2 separate regions of the Homo sapiens genome follow, and region 2 is linked to region 1. A link is a loop called in an ENCODE intact Hi-C map of the cell type or tissue named here. Cell type or tissue: MCF 10A. All regions are shown on one strand. Links, peaks and the distances in the headings refer to the core of each region. The heading gives the core; the rest is flanking DNA.

The links. Peaks named below come from ENCODE experiments on the same cell type or tissue, not always from the same donor. Only the 100,000 strongest peaks of a DNase experiment are listed, where the experiment ranks them.
Region 2: it touches region 1 in a loop (4-fold over the local background); 6 of 110 quality-filtered maps call a loop at or near these places.

The regions. Positions count from the first base shown.
Region 1 is chr4:143,202,997-143,210,996 of GRCh38, reverse strand. It overlaps USP38 (ubiquitin specific peptidase 38), which reads right to left. Exons shown (of 10, transcript NM_032557.6): 5 at 7,431-7,589; 6 at 4,771-4,964; 7 at 1,340-1,433. Among named protein-coding and RNA genes, the nearest start is that of USP38, 22 kb to the right of the region's middle. In MCF 10A, for the core only: CTCF peaks have their summits at 3,190 and 7,987 (motif pointing left); no DNase peak of the experiment used is centred there.
Region 2 is chr4:143,390,132-143,407,565 of GRCh38, reverse strand. The region is part of intron 1 of GAB1 (GRB2 associated binding protein 1); the gene reads right to left. Among named protein-coding and RNA genes, the nearest start is that of MIR3139, 55 kb to the right of the region's middle. RefSeq lists enhancers at 2,646-2,725, 2,736-2,855, 2,976-3,035. In MCF 10A, for the core only: a CTCF peak has its summit at 8,023 (motif pointing left); no DNase peak of the experiment used is centred there.

The sequences.
Region 1 (8,000 bases), core at 1-8,000:
ATTTCGTTTCCCTTGGTCTTGATATGGTAAATTTAATTTGTGAACATACTTTCCCCAGATAAAGAATAATAAAAATATCTGAGTATATAACTACTCATAGGCCATTACTATCATCTCATATTAATCCTGTCTAGATTCTTTCCATTTAAGAAGTTATATTTGAGATATTTCTCAGCTTGTAGAAAGAAAACAAAAGCATTCCCATCAACTGAACCCCATCAATTCTCAACCTATTGTTTCTTCTGGTCCTAACTACTGCTCCTTTAGACCTCTGTGAGATAAAGGCAATGAAAGTAAAACCAGAAAAATAATAATATATATTATAAATAATGACATATATATTACTCATGTGTATAGGCTCAAAATCTAAACTAAAAGTTCTTTGAACATAAAGACTCTTTTTTTTTTTTGAGACAGGGGCTCACTCTGTTAGCTAGGCTGGAGTGCAGTGGCACGATCTCGGCTCACCGCAAGCTCCACCTCCTGGGTTCAAGCAATTCTCCTATCTCAGCCTCCTGAGTAGCTGGGATTACAGGCGTGTGCCACCATGCCTGGCTAATTTTTGTATTTTTAGTAGAGATGGGGTTTCACAATGTTGGCCAGGCTGGTCTCAAACTCCTGACCTCAAGTAATCTGCCTGCCTTGGCCTCCAAGTGTTAGGATTACAGGCGTGAGCCACTGCGCCTGGCCAAGACTCTTCTTTTAATGCTTATCACTGACTGCATATAGCGTCTCTTAATAAATGTCTGTTGAGTGAATATTTACTATATATGACCACCTTGGTGCCATTAACATAAATTAATGACCCCGGATTAATGTGTGGACATAAAAGATCACCACGAAATTTTAAGCTCTAGAACTTAACAGATAAACAGAACTGCAGAGATCTTTAGTTATAATGAATAGGTATACATAAGAAAAGAGAAAAAAGCCCAGGCACCACAATATTATTTTATTTGCTCATTATTGTACAAATCTACTAATTTAATATCAGGAAACAAAGATGCACTTAAAAATAATTCTTCATGAAGGAACTTATTTATTGGATAGGAAATCATATTTTCTTTGTAAAAATTTCTAGATCAATGGGTCAGCGTAATATTCAGCTACAATAATGGGAAGCAAGAGAAAAATATAAAAACTTAGGGCATATCCTGAAAATAAAAAAAATCTAGATATTTTAGGCAGGATCTCTTTAGCATTTCTAAGTGGATTTGTTATACTGGGTGAGATATCTATTATATTATTTCATCAGTTAAAAAGGTTAGGTATAAGGTAAAGTTTAATGAATATTACCACGCAGTTAACATAAACGTACTATATACACATACACACTCACCTGTGTATGGGCCAGAAAGGCAAAAAGATGCTGTAATTTTTTCATTAATGAATTGCACCCATTTAGATTTAAAGATAATACTTGTCTCCTGAAACTGAAAGAGAATATAATGATTTATATATATGTGCGTACAAACACATGCATTTATTAAAAGCTTTTTTTTTTTTTGAGACAGAGTTTCCTTTTGTTGCCCAGGCTGGAGGGCAGTGGCACAATCTCAGCTCACCGAAACCTCAAATGATCCACCCACCTCGGCCTCCCAAAGTGCTGGAATTACAGGCATAAGCCACTGTGCCTGGCCATTTAAAAGCATTTCTTAAAAGCTAAAAGCAAGTTAGTTCAAGAATTTATTATCCTTAAAGTAAAACTTCATTTACCTAATGGTCCTTTTCCTAAGGAAGTTATCTATCTAACAGTAAAGAAGGAAGGGAAGAATGACAATAAATTAACATTTACTATAAAGCCTGTTAATGGACTATGTGCTATCACATATTATTTCTATTTTCTGGATTAGCAAATACAAATAGGTTAAGCCATTAATTTATAAGATAAGTAAACTTAAATTCTTTCAAATCTTCATGAAATAAAAAAATATGCTGTCATTAAAACACACTATAAAATTAAAGTCATTTAAAGAATAGAGCGTGGGAAAAGGATAAACTACTCAAAAAAAAAAAAAAAGTAAAGGGACAGCTGGGTATCCATCCGGTAAAAAATGAAGTTACATAAGATTATACACCAATACAGATACCACAGGACTAATGAGCTAGATATAAAATACAAAACTACTGAAGTACTTAAAATAAAGAAACAAGAAATTTAGAGGGTAAAGGCTTTTAAAAGTCCAGATGCTACAAATGAAAAGTGGAAGACTGGAATACATAAAATTAAAAAATTATAAATAAAACACCCCACAAATTTGAATTGTGCCTTGAAAAAAGCATGTAGCAAAGGATGATTATCCAGAGTATATATAAAGCAACATGAAAACAAAAAAGACCCAACAAAAAGATGTACAAAGAAAAGAACAGGTTATTTGGAAGAGAAACACAAATGAATAAAGAAAAATAAGAGAGGGAAAAACTCTATAATTAGCAGCAATATGCAAATTAAGAGACATTTTTCTTCATATTGGCAAAAAATTAAAAAGGCTGATTTGTTGCTAAAGGTACAGGTTCTAGGTACAATCTTATATTGGTATCAGAGTTCAAAATGCTACAGCTTTTTTGGAGAGCAATTTGAAAGATATTCAAAGGATATTCAAAGATATGGAAAATATTCAAAGAAAAATCCTCTGTATCTGTATAAGGGCAGAGAGATGTTAATTATAAGCAAAACAACCTAATATTCATCAATAGGAGCATTATTAAATAAAGAAGTATTTATTAAATACTAATTTAACTTATTTATTAAATCTCATTAAATTAAATGAGTATTTAATAAATAAATGATGGCATACACATTTACTGGGAATGACACGGATCTGTATTGCCCCAATATGGGAATATTTCGAATACAAATTATTAAATGATAAAAGCAAGTGGCTGGAAAAGAATATATAAATAGGATTCTCTGCAAATTTTCTTTAAAAAATGCATTTGTTTTCATATTAAATACAAACATGCAACTGTACCAAAAAAGGTCTGGAACAACGTAACTGTTAACAAATTACCTTTGGAAATGGGAATGTCTGCTTTTTATTCTATATAAAATTTATTTTTAAACTATGAAGAAGAATTCATATATTACTTAAGAAATAAAATATGCTGTCTTCCCATTCAGAGATAATATTATTGGCCACTGTTCAATAAGAGATAACCTTTTATTTGCTCTTGCCGTTATAACTGCTTTGGTTTTTTGTTTTCTCTGTCATCTGTAAAAGGAGATGTCTGGACTAGATGACCTCTGGTGGTAAGATGGGGATTCTTTCAGTCTTATGCCTAGTATCACTTGTGTCTAAAGATATAGCTGCTCTCTAAAAAAAAAAAAAATTCCAAATACAAACAAACCAAAAAATTAAATGCTAAATGAAACCAAAAACACCTGAGTGCTGATATTATAATCTGGAGCCCAACAATAAAATAAAGCAAATTCTTCTCTCTCTCTCTTTCTTTCTTTTTTAGATGGAGTCTCACTGTGTTGCCCAGGCTGGAGTGCAGTGGCACAATCTTGGCTCACTGCAACCTCCGCCTCCTGGGTTCAAGTGATTCTCCTGCCTCAGCCTCCTGAATAGTTGGGATTACAGGCACACATCACCATGCCTGGCTAATTTTTGTATTTTTAGTAGAGACGGGGTTTCACCATGTTGGTCAGGCTGGTCTCAAATTCCTGACCTCATGATCCACCTGCCTCACCCTCCCAAAGTGCTGGGATTACAGGCGCAAGCCACGGCACCCAACCAAATTCGACATTTCATAGTTTATGATTCCTCTGGGCAGGCATAACAACTTGGAAAAGCTTAGAACTTAATTTGTAAACCTCTTTGGGCAAGTTCCATGAATAGCTTATTGGTAATCAGGAGAAAAATTCAATCATGTTTTTGTCTTCAGGAAAAGTTTATCGTTATTTTGTACCTTTGCAGATAGCATTCACATAACTAACAACTTCTGATTTCCTATTTGCTTAGGTGCAAAAGAAAATGGATTTGAAAGAAAATTCTTAAGAGGGGAAAGGAACATGTCTGTTTATACATGTGTTCAGTAATTATTGCCCTGGGGTGGAGCAGAACTTAAACTTCTCAAACAGCAACAAAGTTGTTGATCTGACAAATACCAAAATACTGACCGGCAGATAAAATTATATATAACTTCCCTCAAAACACGTATAGGTTAAAAAAAATTACAGTCTCACAGGATAACAACAATGAAGTACTCTAGCACACTTAAACTCTTTGGAATAGTAATTTCTTTAAAGTGGCATTTAAATGCAATGAATAATAAGCAGAATTAATGTTAACTTTTCTTTTTTTGAGACTGACTCTCACTCTGTAACCCAGGCTGGAGTGCAACAGCACGATCTTGGCTCACTGCAACCTCTGCCTCCTGGGTTCAAGTGATTCTCCTGCCTCAGCCTCCCGAGTAGCTGGGATTACAGGTGCCCACCACCACGCCTGGCTAATTTTGGTATTTTTAGTAGTGATGGGATTTTGCCATGACGGCCAGGCTGCTCTCAAACTCCTGACCTCAAGCTATCCACCCGTCTTGGCCTCCCAAAGTGCTGGGATTACAGGCGTGAGCCACCACACCCAGCCTAATGTTAACATTTTCATAGTTTCTGAGCACTAAAAGCAGTTTCATTTCTGAATAAGGCAATCAAAGTTAACATTTATGCCATTTATAAGGAATAATGTGTAGACAATTCTATCATCTTATATTTCATCAGCATGCATCAACTTCTACAGTTAAAATGAAAAGATTCAAGTTTAAACTTACTCTGTGGCCATAAACAAGGCTTGTATAACACTGTTCATATAACATGTATTTCCTAGGTTAATAAGACCAGTTTTCCCAGTTTCAGATTTTCCAGAAAGTCTAGACAAGCAAGACGCCAAAGAATTGGATTGAGAAGTCCAGGCACTTTGATTGAGAATTAACTTAATCTTCTCTTCACTGGGCTTAGGAAAATCCTATAGGTCATAAAGAAGAAAAACAGTTTAAAAGTAAAGTAAAAATTATTTTTGTTGTTAAATTAATTAACACCATTAAGAAGATTCTTACACCGACATTTGAACTTTCTTTTCCCCCACTTAGTTTTGAAGTAACTGGCAGTACTTGGCTAGTCATGAAAATATCAAATTTCACTGTATGGCAAAAATAAATATTGTCTAATAACAGATTTTATCAAGTTAAGGAATACTCAAAAGCTGGAAATTCAAGTCACATTTGAACTCTTTATGTTCTCTATATGCCAGCAAAATGTTTATAAAATAAAACTTTGGGGTCAGAGAATACACTGCAGTGCTATTCAAAGGCAGTAGAATGAAGACTTAAATTTTAGCACACAGTTAAACATAAGTAAACAATTTGTTTTCAAATTTTGTAATAAAAATGTCTCCTTTTCATTAAATACTAATATTTACTCAGTATTAACCCTTAGAAATAAAATCCCAAAGTAATTAAGAAATGAGAAATGAAAGCATCTATGCACAATGACCTTTAAGAAAAATAAAACTTAATCTCATGTTACCCATATAGAAAATTATTACAACATATGGATTTTTCTTATCAACTTTGTGAAGTATGAGATAACATTTCAAGTGTAAATTATTTCAAGCATGAATAGAGCACTGGAGAGTAAGGGAAGTTGGTAAAATCATTAGGGCTTATCTGGATTGCTATTAGCATCTGGCACTTAGACCTTAACAAACAAACATTTTCTGAAGGAGTTTCAATCTTCTCATTTTTGTTGTTGTTGACAGCTAAGAAAAAGTGCTTTCTTTGGGCTTAGAGCGAGCCCATTGTTTCTTCTGAGCCTATATGAGTTATCAGAATTTTCAACATGAAAAACTCTGATGAACTAAACAATGGCAATCAATTAACAAGTGCAGCAACTATCATCTATGGATCCAGGGACAATGTAGAAAGAGATTAATATTACCATCAAATCCACTTCACAATGCTCCTGAACATAATCTACTTCTGAAGTGTCAAAGTGTCACCCCAGCAATATACATTAATTGCTTAACAGTCTTTGTGTTCTGAGCTCAACCAAAATAAGTTTGATTTAGTTAATGATACAGTAAAAAGAACTGTTTTTAATCCACCTCAGATACAGAAGTAAAGATAATAAGACCTTTATGTTGAAATTCAGATCTCAAAAAAACCATCAATAGAATTGATTTCTAATAATTTCTGATTGAGTTTGGCTGAGTTCAGTTCTCCTATTCTTTTGCTATACACTGATTATGCAGTAAGTTTACTGAGAGGAAAGTATGTTTATTGTGATCCAGTCTTCAACACAAACAGAAGTGCTTTTTAGGCTAGGCACAGTGGCTCATGCCTGTAATCCCAGCACTTTGGGAGGATGAGGATCACTTGAGCCTAGGAATTCAAGACCAGCCTGAGCAACATAGTGAGGCCCCGACTCTACAAAAAATAAAAAGTTAGCCTGGCGTGGTGGTGTGCACCTGGAGTCCCAGCTACTTGGGAGGCTGAGGCAGGAGGGTCACTTGAGCTCAAGATGTAGAGGCTGCAGTGAGCCGTGATCATGCCATTGCACTTCAGCCTGGGCAACAGAGCAAGACTGTCCAAAAAAAAAAAAAAGTGCTTTTTAGAACCATTTCCATATAAAATTGAAACACAGTATAACTCCACAAATAATTCAAGTAAAGATTCGAAACATTGATGAACAGTCCACAGCAAAAATAGAATTAAAAAAGAGGCCAGGTGCAGTGGCTCACGCCTGTAATCCCAGGACTTTGGAAGGCCAAGGCAGGCAGATTACTTGAGGTCAGGAGTTTCAGACCAGCCTGGCCAACATGGTAAAACCCTGTCTCTACTAAAAATACAAATTAGCCGGGCATGGTGGCAGGTGCCTGTAGTCCCAGCTATTCAGGAGGCTGAGGCGGAAGAATCGCTTGAATCCAGGAGGTGAAGGTTGCAGTGAGCAGAAATGGTACCACTGCACTCCAGCCTAGGTGACAGAGCGAGACTTGGTCTCAAGAAGAAAAAAAAAAAAAAGATTAAAAAGGGGAAGAAATCAAAGTCAAATATTTTATTAAACTCCATTTCCTGTATTCTAAGATGTACTCTACATATACTTTAACACTTCTAATATTGGGGTGCAAATCTGATGTATGCATTAACTTAACGTAGCATTTCTTTTTAAACAAATTTCCCAAAAAGCTATTATAAATTTAAAGATATGCCTTATAATTGATGACACTGCAGAAATAAAGAAATATGGTTATTAATTTAGAATGGTGACTCCAGCAAGAAAGCTGTTACTCCCTAAATGAAACCTGATTCTAACTGCATTTTTCAAATAAAAAGCATATTACCATAAAATAGTAAATTGAGTAGCTGGTTATAAGAATGTTTCACCTTATTAATATAACACAACTCCACAAATATTGGTACAACTATCATCATACCTTTATTGCCTCCAGAATAGGTTCATAGAGATCTGGAAATCCAGAATAATGATACATCATACAGTGTATCAATTCTGTTAATTGTACTAAGAAGGCTGTACTTGAAGGCAGACCATCATTTTTGAAAGAATGAACCAAATTAACCACATGAGGAACAATCTGAAAAGAAAAAAGGATAAACAATGCTGAATTTATACAAATTGGTAACACATTCTCTAGCCTACAAACAGAACACAAACGATATATGATCAGCAGATACTTTTCTGTATGTGCAGTCACAGAGTTTTTCTTGTTATTAAGTTAAACATTTCTAAAATATCAAGGTAAATCTAGTTTTCGAAGTCGCATATGACTGTAATCTCATATATGACCCCTCTCCTCATCCTTACACACCATCTAAAACATAAACTAAGGTATAAAATAGGAATCTTAGTCATTGCCACCATTCTGAAAAATGCTGTAGGTTGAAATTGTTAGGGTTATTATATTTACCAGGTCATTCAATGGGAATAAACTTTTGAAAAATAATCCTGGAATTAGCTAAAGAGCTCCATCTAGTGTGAATCTAAA
Region 2 (17,434 bases), core at 3,748-11,747, 190 kb before region 1:
TGAAAATAATGCAGAACAATGCCTAGATCTAAGCTTTCAACTGTTCCATAAACTTAAGATATTAGAGTTTACGTACATTGCCTGGATACAACAAATTAGTTGGAAATAAAACAATTTCATAAGAGGAAAAAAATCAAATTTGACTCAGAAATACTATACTAGCTAGGGAAAGAGTTCAGGAATTTTGAATTCTCAGTAATAGTGCATATAATTTACTTGTTGAAATTACTGCTAAATTAATGCCTACCTCAAAGCCTAGGCATAAGCACTACATAAAATAAACAAAAAGCCAAAAAAAAAAAGCAATGACAAAAACCCCTTAGTATTTAATATACATAGGTGGTTCTTAAACCTTTTCTGGGTCATAGACGGCTTTGAGCATCTGATTAAAGCAATGAAAACTTTTCTTAGAAAAAAGGTATATAGGTAATATTGTATAGTTTCAAGGTTTCACAGGACCCCTGTTAACACGTTAAGAACCCTGAAAATAGGACTTGACTTTAATACATCTTACTACAGAGACAATTTGGTATGAGGCTGGTCTGCCTTGGACCCCAATTAGGTAAATTTATTTATTAGGTTCCACAGGAAAGTATGTCACCTCATGGCTGTATTAATTCTAAATACAGCACTGTGGGGCAAGCTAAGTATATTTTTACTTGAAAGTACCATTTCACTTCTGTCCTCATATTCCCAATTGTTGGGGCTGTGCCCACACTCTAACTCTGGTGGTTTTGCAAACTTTCTTACCCTAACCAAGAGGAGACGGAAAAAGTGAGAAACTGGCTGGGAGCCAAACAAAGTTAAACATGCAATGTTCCATGTGAGTCGGATGGTGCCCTGGGGTGACCCACAGCTGTGTGTACTGGGAAGAAAGGCCACTGGCCTTGGGTCCACTGGATCTCACCCTTTTCTTACCACCATGTGCAGTCAGAGTCAGTGAGCTCAGGTCAGGATGTGGGCAGAGGAAAATCGGGACACAGAGTTCACTCCATCTTTTGAGACTGGCTTTTGGCCTACTTCTGGCCAAGGCTCTGTTAGTTGGAGTTTACATGCAATCTGGCCAGCTAAAGATTTGGAACACAAGTTGCAGCTAGTGAAGAACAAGTCTTTGGCTCATCTCCCTAAGAACTTGCGGAGGCAGAGGTGGTGCAAATGTCCAGGCAGACTCCTGCCAGTCTAGCTGAATACAGCAAAAAATGCAATAAAGAACCATGAGCACTGCCATGAGCTCCAAAACATGTCCACAGTCATTGAGCCATTAATTCCATTTCTACGACTCTCACCTAAGGAAATAATGAAAAAAAAAATGTGGCTAAATACCTAGGCACCAAAATTTTCAGCACAGTATTGTTTCTGTAAGTAAATATTTGAAATGATCTAAATATTCAGTAGAAGGTAGGATGATCAACTATCCCAGTTTTCACAAGACTATCCTCGTTTTAGCTCTGCAAGTCCCACATCCTAGAAAATGGCTCAGTCCTGGGCAAACCCAGATGATTAGTCACAGTAGGAAACTGAGTAAATAAACGATGATATACCACCATACAGGAGTCTTACACAGCCATCAAAGTGATGCTTAGGAATGGCTTTTTTTTTTAAAGAGTTTTTTTTCTCCCCATGGTTTGCAAAATTCCCAAAATACTGAGAGATCATGGCAAGAAACTCATCTTTTCCATTTGGAGTAGATGGAATTTGGTGTGAAGGAATATTGGCAACACCTTTCTTTCTGCAAATTCTGGCTCCCCTGTCACCTCGGCCAGGTCAAGCTGACTACTCCAAGATGTCCACAGTACCTTGTGCAAACCTCCATCATAGCACTCTACCTTGGCATTTCAATCAACCCTTTGTACAACTGCTTTCCTCCCCCAAGATTCTGTCTTATTTCTCTTTAAGTGTTCAGCATAGTGTACAGCATGCAAGGACTTGGTGGTTAAAAGGCATGGGTGATAACTGTTGCCTGAATAAATGAACAAATGAATGAATGTCTTAATTCATTTGGTAATGATGCTGTCTCTGTTCTTCACTAACTTGGCCTTCAGGTATAATGGATGATACAACAAACCAATAGTGGGTTTTCTTATTGTTGTAAGAATTCAGCCATAAACTCTCAAATCTCCAGCCCACAAGGCTCAGTGAACAAAAAGTGAAACTAACTTAATCAGGGAATAAGTCAATTATGAACCCTGGGACTGAAACCGTGCCAATATGTTAATATTAGGAACCTACAACTTCACAGTGCCTACTATGAGAAGGCCCACACATTTCAGTCATTGAATATTATGTTAGCATTTTTATGTATATATACACAGTTACATAGTCTCTCTCTCTCTCTATATATCCATACATTTGTGTGTATGTGTGTGTGTAATGACTTCCCAGTCTCTCAGAGGGTAGAATGTAACGTCATCACAGAGAATAAGAACAAAATGGCATATGCTATGAAGTATAATGTCAATGTCCATTTGATGTTTAATAACGTCTTGTTTAAATAAAGAACAAGACCATGAAAAAATAAATATTGTTTATGCAGTAGAAAATTCATGTTATCTCTCAAATTAAAGACATAAAATTTTCCTGCACAGAGGCAAATTCTAATTGCAGTTTTGGAGCAGTGCTGTCCAACAGAACTTTCTGTGATAATGGAAATGGCTGTGCTGACCATCACAGGATCCATTAGCCAACATGTGACTACAAAACTTGAAAAGTGGCTGATGCAACTGAGGAACTGATTTTCTAACTTATTTAATTTAAATTTAGCCACATGTGGCTAGAAGCTATCATATGGACAATGCAGTTGTTTTGTTTTCAGTTTTGCAACAGTGTCTCGCTCTGTTGCTCAGGCTGTGTGCAATGGAGCAGTCATGGCTCATGGCAGCATCAACCTCCTGGGCTCAAGCAATCCTCCCACCTCAGCCTGTCCAGTAGCTGGGACCACACGTGCATGCCACCACGCCTGGCTAACTTTTCAATTTTTTGGAAGAGATGAGGTCTCAGTGGGTTGCCCAGGCTGGACAGTGCAGTTTTAAAGGATATTTCTTCAACTTAAGAGACAAGCAAGATCAATTGCTGAAGCAGGTACAGCTTTAATAATAAAATCCACAACAAATATTTAAATTGTGTAATGCTACTGTAAGCAGTTGTGCCTGAGATCCTAACAAGCATGTGGGTCTATTTCCTAGTTTCACTGTGTTCCACAAACTTACTCTACCCTAAAAATGTGTCCCATATGTTGTTATTGTCATGATTAGGAAAGGAAATGGTTGCTTAAATAAAACTGATCATTAATAAAATACGCCAATGACAATCTAGAATTTTTCAATGAAAATTTATCTTCAAAAAATGTACTGATTCTAAATTCCATTTCTTGTTCAGCTATCCAATCCAAAATAATTATTTCTGGGTTAGAACTACTGTTTTGAATTTCCAGCAAAACAAAACATTCCCATTTTCTTTTCTTAGTTTCTTATGAAACATTCACAATTTACAACAAAATAAAACACTGCTATATTAAGATTTGGATCACTGTTTAAAAACAACACTTTCACATTAAGAACTAAAGGGAAAGCACTGAAGTGTTACAAATCAAATTTCAAATTTCCATAATTAGATTTATATGTAAAAAGCCAAAATAACGCTTAAATATCATTTTCTTCTTAACATAAATCTCAGTCTAAAGCTTCCAGAACAAGATATATGGCAATGAAAAGTTTCTTTAGAAAGACATCCTTCCAAAGAGATAAATTATGCCTTCTGGAGCTACTGACTATAAACTACATTAAGTCCAATAAGCAAGAATGAATAACTTCATCTAAAGAGAAGGACTAAGTACAAGGTTGAATGCAAGATAAAAATTATGGCACAGATAATGAAATCAAGATCTCTGATGCAAACGTGGAAGGCTCAGCCCAAGTGCCAATAATGACATCTTCCTCTTTCCCCATGAGGGCTACGGGTGTCACCCTTTCATAAAACACGATTCTTGGAGGAAAACGATTCTTCATGCATGCACCATGCAGATAATGATCTCACCATACAAGAAAGACGATTGCCTATTTATTTCTTTTTGTTTTCAATAAATCCAAGTGCCATCTTGCCCATTTTATGGTGTTTTGCCCCTAAAATGAGCCCAGCTTTCTTTTTTCTGTCAACTTTTCATCTCCCTCTACACTACCCAAGCCTCATAACCTTCGGTCAACAGGAAATAGATACAATGGACTGAAAATAACAGCGGCTGTAAGGATTTGTATTGTATATGCATGATTTAATGCTTGAGGACAAGGAGAGAAGTGTTGAAGGAAAAGAGAAAATAACTAGCTACTTCTGCCAGAGAAATAACAGTGCCATCTGGCAGGACCCAACTCATCTTGAGCTCCAAGCAAAATTGTTACCAGTTCATAAAAGCTTAAAAACAAAAAAAAAAGAAAAAAGAAAACAAGTACACTATGTATAGTAATACAATCACCCATATAGATAGATTAGATAGACCATGTGCAGTTGACACAAGATAACTTACACACTCATCTGCTTTCAACATGTTAGAAACCCAGTGAGACAACCAGAGTCATTCAGAAAGTGCTGGCATCTGAGGTAACAGACAACAACCGACTGTGTCTGACTTGCCAACTTGGAAGTTCACTAAAGTCTGTAAAAGCTAAAAATAACCACATAAACATGTTTACAGCAATTTAAAAATACAGGATCTGCACTGTCTTCTAAATATAAACCTTCAGTTTGGAGCACAGGGATTGGCTTTGGGTTTTCAGAGATGTCATCTGGACATCCCACATTTCACCACAGAATTTCACATTTCAGTATTTTACTTTACATATCCAATTGCTGGTATTTAACTAGAACGAAGAAGGGTAGAACAGGGAAAGGTGAACAGGAAAGGAAAAGATGGTACCTATTCCCCTATTTAATTAGAGGGCTTCAAAATACCACAAATCTCCAACCCTTTGTGATGGGACCTGACCTTCACGAAATTCTGAAGGAAGTTATTTGGCCTGTATTTTTCCACTCAACACATCCCCTCTCTAATCCAGTGATCTCTTCCCCATTCCTCATTCCTAAGACTGTACATGCTGGTGAAATAGAGAAAAGGAGACCAGAAGTCAAGTGGAACACAGATATATATGCTATGAACACAGATAAAAGTCCTCATATCCCAGCTGGTACAGAAGGGTAGGCATGTTAAAGACAACAATTCTATTTATTGTTCTGTTCCTGAAAAAGCTAGATAATTCTAAATCAAACACAGGGAAAATTTTCCAACTAAAATCCATAATGCTTCAATCAACCTGGATCGCCTAGGGCAGTTATACTAAGATTATTAAGGATTCAAAGGAACATTTTATTAGTGTAGACAAAAGCCTATTTGGTCTCTATAATTTATGCGAAGTTATTCTTAGATATTAATTTTTGGATAGCATTGGTTTAAATTTTATCTCGTCTTTAATTCTAAGAAATCTTAAAATTCTAGCAGCTGTTAAAGAGAAAAAAAAAACCCTGCAAACATAAACTTAGCTTATACTTGTATATCATAAATTTTAAATGTCTGTGCCTCTTAAAGTACTGTGGTGGAGTCTATTATTTCTGAAGGTTGCCCAATATCCAAGGAAAGTGTTCTCCAGAAAAAAATCATGTAAGCTATATGGGCATTTACTTTAACAAATTTATTTTAAATAAATAACTAGCAACAACGTCAACTGAAAAGTGAAGGCGAAAATTATACATAATCTCGCCAGCATCAAAAAATCTATTTCTCCATATTCTCATCTAATCTTTATTCATATCATACATACTTTTAAGTAGCTAGTTTTTAAAATAAGGATGAATGTATCTTTGGTTTCAGGAGCCATACAACCTTCTGAGGCAGGTTTAAATTTTTAATTCCTTAATTTTCCACCTATTGTGACTTTTTCCAAGTCTTGCTTACCATGCTAGAATTACGGAGGGAAAGGTGAAGTCCTAACTGAAATGCTTCCTGAAACCCATAAAGAAAATGCATTTCATGATTATAAAAACACTAGATATTTATTTACTTTCTAACTTAACACAGCATCCCCAAAACATTGTAGCATTTAAGATATTTAATTATCACTCAATGAATGTTCTGTTAGGCCTTGCCCAATCTGGTACAGAATGCAGTTGATGCTCTAAGCAAATAATGACTAAAACAAATCTGTATAATCCTCTCAACAGAAATGTTATCACCTTGTTTACCAACAATTGCAATCTCACAGTGTGCAGAATGATTTATTAGATCTAACAGATGAATAATTTATTCCAAAAAAAGATCTCTTGATATTTCAATTTATGTTAAGCATTGTAACCTGAAGACAGTCTCAGAAAAAAAATTAGCTTAACTCCTAGGCAATTCAAGTGTTTATACTTTAAAACTTTACTAGACAATCTACTTATAGTTATCTACAAAGATAACTGTTCCAAACTAGAGAGAAAGTTGAGAAAACAAAACATCCGTAGTTAAAATAAATTTTATGATATAAAAAAGAAATAAAAACAAAAACACCGTTCTGTATTTTGTTGAATAACTGACCACAAAGAGGCAAAGCAATGACTTTTTTTTTTTTTTTTGTGATGGAGTCTTGCTCTGTTGTCCAGGCTGGAGTACAGTGGTGTGATCTCAGCTCACTGCAACCTCTGCCTCCCAGGTTCAAGTGATTCTCCTGTCTCAACCTTCTAAGTAGCTGGGATTACAGGTGCATGCCACCACACCCAGCTAATTTTCTGTATTTTTAGTAGAGATGGGGTTTCGTTATGTTGGCCAGGCTGCTCTTGAACTCCCGACCTCAGGTGATCTGCCTGCCTCAGCCTCCCAAAGTGCTGGGATTACAGACGTGAGCCATCGCGCCCAGCCAAGCAATAACATTTTCATTTAAAGATTCTGTAACCCCAGGTTGGCTGAAGTAAATACATTTTTGGTAACTGGATTTGATTCTTGCTGGAGCAAAGATAAAGGAAGAATTAAAAATAAAAAATAAAAAGTCTTCAGCTAGCCTCCCTAGACATGGCATAGATTAAGAAGGGGAGCTTATTCTCTCACAAGTGAAGCCCCAACTCCAGCTCCATATGGCATTCTAATCATTATGAGCTGTTATAAGGAATAATTAGAAATAAAAACCACCCAGCATTAGCCATCAAGAATTTCTTCCGTTTCCTTTCACAGCCTAGTCTTTTCACCAAATGGCTTAGGAGGCAGCCATAACCACCCCCCTTTTCACACTCTACCATCCAGGCTCTTTCTCTTTGCTGCTCTGTTCTCAAAACTTGGACATGTGCCTGACAAAAAGTAGAGACTCAGGCCAGGCACAGTGGCTCACGCCTGTAGTCCCAGCACTTTGGGAGGCCATGAAGGATGGATCATTTGAGATCAGGAGATCAAGACCAGTCTGGCCAACATGGTGAAACCCTGTCTCTACTAAAAATACAAAACAATGAGCCAGGCATGGTGGTGCACACCCGTAATCCAAGTTACTGGGGAGACTGAGGCATGAGAATCACTTGAACACCCAGGAGACGGAGGTTGCAGTGAGCCAAGATTGCGCCACTGCACTCCAGCCTGGGTGACAGGTGAGACCCTATCTCGAAAAAAAAAAAAAAAAGAGCAAGACTCAATTTAGTGTGGATGGGTAAACAAATGCTCCACGTAAGATAAACCCTATAGGGATCATCATTACAGTCATCAATACACAACTAAGTGTTCGTTATTAAGTGGTTCACTGGTAGACATACCAGAAAAACCATAAAAAATTACTATGACAATGAATTTTAAAATTACCATTTAACTTGTGGAAATATGTTTATATTTTAAATGTAAAAATAAGACTGCTAAAAATCACTTTGAGTGCCCTTATAAGAAGGATGAATGAACAGAAAGACTTCCGCCACAGTATAGAGAAGGAGCAGCAAACATGTCATGTAAATGTATACTGGATGCAGTGTATTGATATGGGTTTCTTTTCTTCTCTATTCTTTTGTCTGCCCCCTAGTGGAGTGTTTATGAGCAGGGAAAATTTCAAAAAAGGCAAGCACTGCCAACACGTGGGAAAACAAACAAAAACACAACAACAATATAAAACACAAAGCACAAAGAGGTTACCTGTAGTTTGAACTGCAAATCAGTCACTCAAAAATAGAAAGGTTACTTGTGAATTCCTATTAAACCCTTTTGTCCTAAAGCCAAAACTTTTGTTTCAACTTAGGTAGGTTTAACTATTTCCTTGTGCACCTTTGGACTTTTGATCATTGCCTTTTAAGGAAAAGCTGACATCTTTGATTGCATCTAGGTAGTATATTGCTTTCTTAATATTTAAGAAGACAATTTACTGGCTGCTAGTTTCTAGACTGACATGGTCTGGCCACTTTACTTTTGGTTTTCAGATGTCCTAGACGTGAATAACTAAAACAAAATCATTTCCATAAAGACAACTCTGAAAATCTGAGAAATCATTTCCACAGTATTTCAAAATCAAAGAACAGGTAAAGTAAAAGACACAATGGTTCAGTGATGGCAGGTATGGCTGTGTGACTCCTATCAGAAAGCACACTCATCTAGATGGGGATCTTTCTATCTAGAAAGGGTATGGGTTTTGTCTGTCTCTCTTCTAAACCAACTGCCCATTTTACTTACTTACTTTTTTTTTCTTGTAAAGATGAGGTTTCCTCATGTTGCCTAGGTTGGTCTCGAACTCCTGAGCTCAAACGATCCTCCTGCCTCAGCTTCCCAAAGTGCTGGGATTACAGATGTGAGCCATAGCACCTGGCCAGCTGCCCATTTTATACTGGAGTTTTATACTAACATATACAGTTATTTAAATATGAAGATAACAGACACTACAACTAATTTATGTAAACAACCAATCAGATGACCCCCTCACCCACCTACCCCCTACCATGATTAGTGACATATATTTTCAAGACAGCCGGCCAGGGTTATACAAATGACACACACTGAAAAAAACATCAGAAAACCATCCCAAAAGGGAGATACAAGTAGTGGATATAGTTTCTGGCCTTAAATGATCCACTATTCTGTTTCTTGATTTCTAGAGCAAACAGAATGTGTAACTCATGATTATTACAAACAAAATGATTTGTAGAGGCAATTCTAGATTTTCTCTCATATTTAAGTACTTGAACATATAAAACTTCCCCCTGCAACAGCAGAAATTCTGCTTCTAAAAACTGTGTAAAAATCAAATGAGAGATCCATACAAAAAATATTCTGAAATGAATAAAGGTACTAAAATAAGCAGAGTTTATTTGCTTAATTACCATTTTAACACCCTTCATAGAAGTGCATTAGTATGGTAATTTTGGCAGGTTCTAAAAGCAGTGAGCTTCCAATGATTCATGACTACATCTTACATGTATATAGTATCAGCTTATAACACCCTCACCAGCTTTTTCATGGAGGAAAGAGAGTAGTCTGAATCAGAGTAGATGAAGTATTCAAAGGTTTATTTTAATAAGCAAATGCTCAGGATATAGGAACCCAGGACTTGAATTTGTCTGTTCTCAGACTGCTGTGAATGCTACGGAAGATGGGAGGCATGAGGAATGAGCCTACATCTATCTTCCTCTGTTCATTTATCTTTTCCCTTTGGACAAAACCCTTCAGCCACAGGAAGTATCAAGGAAGACAGAATAAAACTCTTCTGCTTCTAAGTCCTTTTCCCTGTCTCTGCCATTGCTCATATCTCCATTAGAAAGGCAAGAAAAGTCAAATTTCATGCAGGGACCTTGGAAAGATATATTTTAATTATCAAGGTTCATATGTCAGGAGGAAGAAAGTGGGGGAATTTCACAGCTCTCTATACTTGGATATGGATGCTTGGGTTGATTTTTAGCCCTTGTCTGTTTTACTGCCAAAGTATTTATAGAGGGTAAAATAGCTCAAATAATTTGTTTTCTTAAAATTTACTATATTTAGGTAATGACATCACCACTAAGTTTTAAATACACTAACATTATGATATAATCCTTAAAGTATGTTTATACATATAATTTAATGTTTTGGAGTCTGTTCAAATTATTCATTAAAATGAGTAACAGGAACAAAACAACGAAGCAGCAGCTGTTTCATCTGTACATCTGATTTGTAGCATGTAGTGTATTTATAGTTAAATAGAGCAAAATGGGCTACTCAAAAGAATTGTTCCCACTCCCAAATAATTAACTATATTGTAAAAATGCCTGCAGTATCATTATTAAAGAATTAAGTTTATACAAGCAGGATTAACCTTTTTGTGTGCTCTGAAATTAAACTTATAGCATTAATCACAATGTGTAATCATTTTTTTGTTTGTTTTTTGCTAGTTTTGGTAGCATCTTGTCTTTCCAATCAGACTATAAGCTACTTGACGGCAGAGATCTTGCTCAAGTCACTACTGGTCCACCAAGCTCCTGTCACATTAGATGAAATAGTAGGTGCTAAATGCAAATATTTACATTAAAATATTCCATCTCCCTGCAAGAGATTATCAAACTGTACAGAACAGTTTATCAGGCAACACGATCACCCCAACCCAAGTTCTACCTACCTTCCCTGCTGGTTATTCTTCTCTTACCCCTCCCTGCTTTACCTAACCCCCACTCACTCTCTGCCTTTCTCTGTGTTTGGGCAGAAGTGGGAGCATTTATTCCCTGTGCTTCCAGCAGGGGCTCCTTACATCCCTGACCACTGCACCCTTGAGTGGCCACTCTTCCACTGCCTCAGTGCTCAATAAGCCTGTGTACAGTTTTTAAAATTAGTATTTATTATTTCTTCCTCTGTCCCTCAACCCCAAGAATGTAAACCAGCCCATAATACCATAAGTAGTCCATTCATTAAAGTATGCATTTGAACCATCTGGGCTGAATCCAGTCTCTTATCAGGACACTGAAAGAGAAACCCCATATTTCCAAATAATATGCTTATATATGACTTACCTCTTTTAGATCTACTGAAGTCCTGTCTTGACATCTCACTTTCCTGCTTTATCCCAATATAGTGGCACCACATATTCCAGTCCCTCAACCAGAATGACATTAAGCCACCCGATCGAGCTGCTATTTTTAATCAGTCTTAGAGTGCATCTTCTAGCTCCTTGGAACAATCAGTTTTCATCCTTTCCCCCCATCTCTCCTCATGCCCTTCCACTGCCTAATTTCCATCTGCTGTATCTATAGTTTACATTTTCAAGGTTTATAACATTTACAGTCTGTTCTGTAACCAGCTTAACTTTCTATTGTTTTTCACTCCAAAGGGTGAGTTAAAGAGCTTAAAACCAATAAACAGCATTTACACTATCATGGCCATGGATGAGTCTTTCCTTAAGGTCCCAAGTAGGGCTAGGAGTACATTTGCTTCTCTCCTTGTCCAGAGTCAGGGTCACTACCCCATGCCATTCGGCGGAGAATGCTCCTAGGGTCAAGTTTTAGTGGATTCTCCTTTCTTCACCTCACCAACTACCTTTATCAGATCTTCAACTTTCCCCAAGCCTCCCATTACACTTCCTGTTGTCCCCACCCCCTCCCCTTTCCTGGGTCCCCTCTGCTGGAATCCTCCCCACCTCATCCATATGCCCTCTCCTTCAACAGGAATGGGTGCTGACAAGACTGGCACACAAATTTCATCCTGCAATTTCCTACGCTGCTCTCCCGGGGGCGGGGGGCGGTCCATCAATCTCGACAAGCTGTGCCTTCTTCTTTCTTCACTTACTCCTCATTTTGTTACCCCCAAGTCCTTAGAAAGGGTATGTGGAGGGATATGCTTTAAAAGAAGGGGCACAGCATAATGGCTAATAACAGAGTTCTATAATTCACCTCATTTAAAAGAACATGGTTTCAAAACTTCATATTTATTATAATGCCCTTTTATAATAGAATAAAGTGAACAACATTTTACAAGCTCTCACAAACATTTTAGGGAGAGTTACAACTAAAGGTCTTTAATTTCCAGAGTTATTTGCATCTAACAATCCTATCGTTCACCATTTAAGCTGCAAAAATACTAATCCACGAAAACATGGATTTTGTGTTCAAGGTCCCTTTTAATGTACTCAACTGTGTTATCTGTTAGATAGAACTCATTCAAATTTTAAAATACTCTTTTTACAAAAAGAAATAAAAAATGCCATCAACTGGCAATTTGTATGTCTCTGGAAAGGATAGTTCATTAAAAAATAAAGATTACATTTAACCTGTTCATTCATTCACTTATTCAAAAATATTTATTGAATATTTATTGAACATGTTCCACTGTTCTAGCCGCTGGAGGGATAGTGGTTCCAGAAACAAAACTGTCTACCTCAGCAAACTTAAATTTTAGTGGAGGAAGACAAAAACAAACAGGATTAATTTTAGAATTCTATAAATGCTAAAAATTAAAACTCAAGTTGATCTGAAAGTCCTAACCTTATCTAAACAATTCAAAAGACATAGGGAACTGTTATAACACTCTCATGCGTTTAAGTAGTAAACCACCACTATTCTTAACACAGTCCCTATGGGCAATGACAATGATCAAGCTCTTAGGATCAAATCCTGGTAGCTGTACAGGCTTGAAAGCCCTGCAATCTTGTCCTCTCAAACATCTCCATCAGCTAATAAGATGAGGTAATCAATGTGCAGCTTTACTGTGTAATCTTCATGCAAAGCCATTACTTGAGTCCCCTGGCATCATCAAATACCCATCCTAGAACACTCATCACTCCAGTCCAATATCCATCAACAGAATAAACAACCTGAGTACAAAAGAAGGAAAAAGAGAGAATGAATTACACTTCATTAAATTTTTTTCCTGTTTTTTAACCATCGTCTACATTTTGTAAATAATTAAGTTTGTCCTTTCCCTACTTGAAAGAACAAGCAGAATAAAGAAGTATTAAACATGAAGAAACATATTTAGGAACCCAAAAAATGTTTGATGATGATGATGAAACTAAGTGGCTAAGGGGTACAGAATTGCTTGACCTAAAAATAAAGATACAAAATATGATGCTTTTGTATACATGTGATCAGTTTTCTGAGGGAACACAAGTTACATATAATGTATATTCAGTTAATATTACTTGATGATAAAAATTTATTTCTGCAATAGAAAATAAACAAGTCAGGCTTTTCTTCAAATGGAAGCATTTAAATTGGACACACAGATTAACTGAGGTGGGTTCCCAAGGGAAGGAGGGATGTCAACACTGGACTTCCTTGAAAAACCTCCAGCTTCCCTTTTGATCCGAATCTTTCTCCTCTTCTGCTGACTACCTTTTTTTTGTTTTGTTTTGAGACAGAGTCTCACTCTGTCCCCCAGGCTGGATGGAGTGCAGTAGCACGATCTCGGCTCACTGCAACATCCACCTCCCGGGTTCAAGTGTTTCTCCTGACTCAGCCTCCTGAGTAGCTGGGACTACAGGCACGTGCCACCATGCCCAGCTAATTTTTTTGTATTTTTAATAGAGACAGGGTTTCACCGTGTTAGCCAGGATGGTCTCGATCTCCTGACCTCCTGATCTGTCTGCCTTGGCCTCCCAAAGTGCTGGGATTACAGGTGTGAGCCACAGCGCCCAGCTGCTGACTACCTTTCTCATTCCTGTTTCCCCTTCCTTCTAACATTATCTTCCACATCTTTTATTTCCACTTTATTTCTTCTTATGCTTGTCCTAAGTATGTAAAAGGATCTTTGTGCTGTTTTTTAAGTGTCATTTAATTCAAAGAGCTTTGATTGTCCTTTTCTTAAAAAGCAGCTGTGGTTACAGTTTTTTATGTTTTCAAGCATTTTTTTACATTTGACTATGGGCCTCTCTTTTCTTTTTTGGGTAAAGCAGGCACCATTAAAAAGAAAATGACCCTCCACTCTTGATGCAGAAATCAGAAAAATGGTCTTTAATAATGCGGACACTCACCACTGGAAAGCCAAAATTAGTTTACATGATCTTTCAAGATTTTTTCCAATGCAATAACAATTATTAACATTTATTGAATACTCATTAAGTACCAGACATTGTTCTATGCACTTTATACATTAATTTAATCCTCATCACAGCCCTATGAGGTAGGCTGTAATTTATTCCCATTTATAGATGAGAAAACGAGTCACAAAGACATTAAGTAACTTGACTAGGTCATACTGGAAATAGTAAAGCCAGGATCTGAACCTAGTAGTCTGGCCTCACCCAGAGCCTGTGCCCTTAACCACTTAACACTGTACTATTTGTCTATGACAGAGGACAGCAAACCTTTTTGTAAAGGGCCAGATCATAAATATTTTAGGTTTTGTAGGCTACACACATGGTTTCTGTCTCATATTCTTTTTTTTTCTTTTTTTTTTTTTAAAAAAAAAAACCTTTGTAAATGTGAAAAACCTTCTTAAACAGTATCAGGCCCACAGGCCATAGTTTGCTACCCTGGTCTACAATTTTATCATTTCATATGAGCCAGTCTAGTATTTTTCATCTAGACAAATTCAGACAGAAGCAAAACTGAAAGATTCAATGTAAGCAGCTTACAGCCCATAGTCCACATGAAACAGTAAAGAAAATGCAAAAATCAAAATCAAAGAACTGCAGGTACTTTGTGGACATATACATGGAAATATAGCCCATAGACATGAAAAAGGTACTGCTATCACTAATAGAAAGTAAAAATCTCAGTAAGCTTTAACAGCCTAGTATTTCAGAAGTAAAAAACCTCAGATATCCATCTTCTTTACAGATGGATAGCTATATACGATAGTAGTTGGGCCCAAGTACTATTGTAATCTACTGAAACTGATGTATAGTAACAGCATCTGTATACCACACAAATGCATTCTTCTTCAAAGTCCCTTATAAATACAAATTCGTTGTTGCATTATCAAAATATTCATTATCTTCAATGTCAGAAACTAAAGAGTAGGTTATTAACTATTAACTTAGGACTCCTGAGGAATTCAGAAATCATAAAAATATTAATGTCATCAACCCATATTCTTTCTGGTCATCTGGCAAGGTCCTACTCTTAACATGTCACCACCACCACTTACCACCCTCTTAAGACTTCAAAACTTTTGAAGTAAGTTTTGGTAGGTTTCATGTATCTTACCACAATTTAATTGTCTTTTAAAAATCAAAAGCTCTATTTCAACAATGCAGCAATCATTTTGATGAACGCTATCAGAAAGTAGAAATTTAAGCAATTTATATTGGCTTTCAACTCCACCACATCATATACTTCAATTGACAAATCCCCTCTCTCAGAAAGAATAACTTAGAAGAAAGCATTCTGATAGAATTTGTTCAAATTATATACTGTTAATTATTTTTACCATTTTTGTGGGGTAAAAATAAAAACTGGGGAAATAGACTCACTTCTACTTTCTTCCCTATTAACTTGGGACCATCTGTTTAAAATAACTGCAGCTATTTTTGGTAGTTAGGCAATGAACTACTTATAAAAACAAAAACAGATGCCTCCTCTTTAAGATCACTCCGTTATCAAACATCTGAGCATTACTTGCACACAAAAGCATGTAGTGTATGTTACTTGTCAAGAATAAAATCGCAGATTTTAAAACATACCATGTGGCAGCTCAGGACATTATTTCATTTCTTATAATTGTTTTCAACAGTTGCTAAAAACACAAGAATAAAGTAACGTAAGGAGGTAATTCATATATGTATTTAAAAATATCTGTTATAACACTAGCTCTCTAACTCACAACTTGGCTGTCCTTAAGAATTTGGGCATTTCTTCTGCTGAGAAAAGTTGCTTAATAGTTAATTTTTACCTGAAATACTTTCTTCTGAATGCAGAAACTCGTGTATTTTACCTTTGTTTTTTCTTTGGCAACAGTGACAAATCAGATAATCTCAATGAATATCTATGCAGTTTTCCTCTTTACGTGGGACAAAGTTTATCTTTTAAAAAGAAAAGCCAAGATGAATGTTTTACCTGTGCAACTGCCCCCGCTTCTCTGTGCTTCTCTGTGCCCCCCGCCGCCTTTTTCTGTGCTTTGAAATAACTACCTTGCTCCCAAGAAAAAGTTTCTTCAGAAGCCAGTGTACTTTGTCCTTGCCAGGTCAGAGAAGGGGTTAAATTTATCTAACTGTAGTAAGCCTTTCTTGTTGCCCAGATGGCTGGCTGAGAGGAAGGAAGAGCATATAGCTAATTAGCATTCATTCCTTTTAATACATTCCCATCCCTTCTACTGCTTTTTGTCCACTCTTTCTTTTCTCCCTCAAGGTTTACCTTGATTTGAAGTTCAATACTTAAAAGACTCCCTTCCAAAAAATAAAAATAACACTTATGGGAGATATGTGCTATGTAGCACAAATTCTGTGTTACAGAAGCTCTTTGATTCCTCTTCCCCAGAACAAAGACATTTAGACTGTTACTTGAAATGTTATTTTTAAATAAATACATAATGGTTGCATTTATTAAGCACTGTGGGGCAGACCATTACCTGCTCACCCAAATCTGTTCTTCTGTTCTTCCACAATGAATGAATTGTAACTGAGCACATGGTCATCCAGGTAGAAATTATACCACTCAGCCTCTCTGGCAGCCAGATGTGGGCGGCCATGTGACTTAATTCTCCCCAGTGCAAAGTACATGGCAATGATGTGTGCCTTCTCTAGGACTGAGCATGAAGACATTGCGCATGCTGCCTCCACACTTCTTCCTGTCCCCTCAAGCTGGGACACAGACATACCTGCGACCTATCTTTGACTATGTAGATGAACCCTGAGATGTAGGAAGCATGGAGCAACAAGATGGAAGAAATCTGGGTGCCTGAATTTCTGCAAAGAACATGATTCTTTGCAAGCCTGGAATGCTTACCCTTTTATATGAGCAATATAAAAAAAGTTGTATGCCCTTTAATTCACTGTATTTTGGGGGCTCTTTGGCCCAGCAGCATAGGCTTAATCATAACTGGTATGAACACTATTATGTAGCACTGTTCTGGGTGTTTTACATGAATTATCTTATTAATGAGTCTCTGAGGAAAGTACTGTTACTATTCCCAGTTTCCAGGTGAAAAAACAAAGATTTGGAGGGTTGAGACAAAAGAGTAGTGAGGTTGGTAAAATAATCAACTGCAGGTCTCTATGATGCAAAGTCAAAAACCTAACCACTACACTAGTGTGCTTCCTAAAAAAAAAAAACAAAAAAAACCCTACTTATTACTTTACAAATTATCTCACTCTAATTGAGATTTTTCTTCGGTGGTATCTCTTATAAACCCAGAGCAGAAACATTATGAGCTCAAAATTAAGGGATATAAATTATATTTGGTTTGCCCACAAACACCCTTAATCTTATTATTAGCTGAACACCTAAATTTGTGTTAAACTCCAAAACTTTGAAAGAAATCAGACTGCAGGCCAATGAGAAACAGCTTAGTGGATGAAACTTTTTACTCTACTTCTAAAATTCTATTCTGTTGCACACA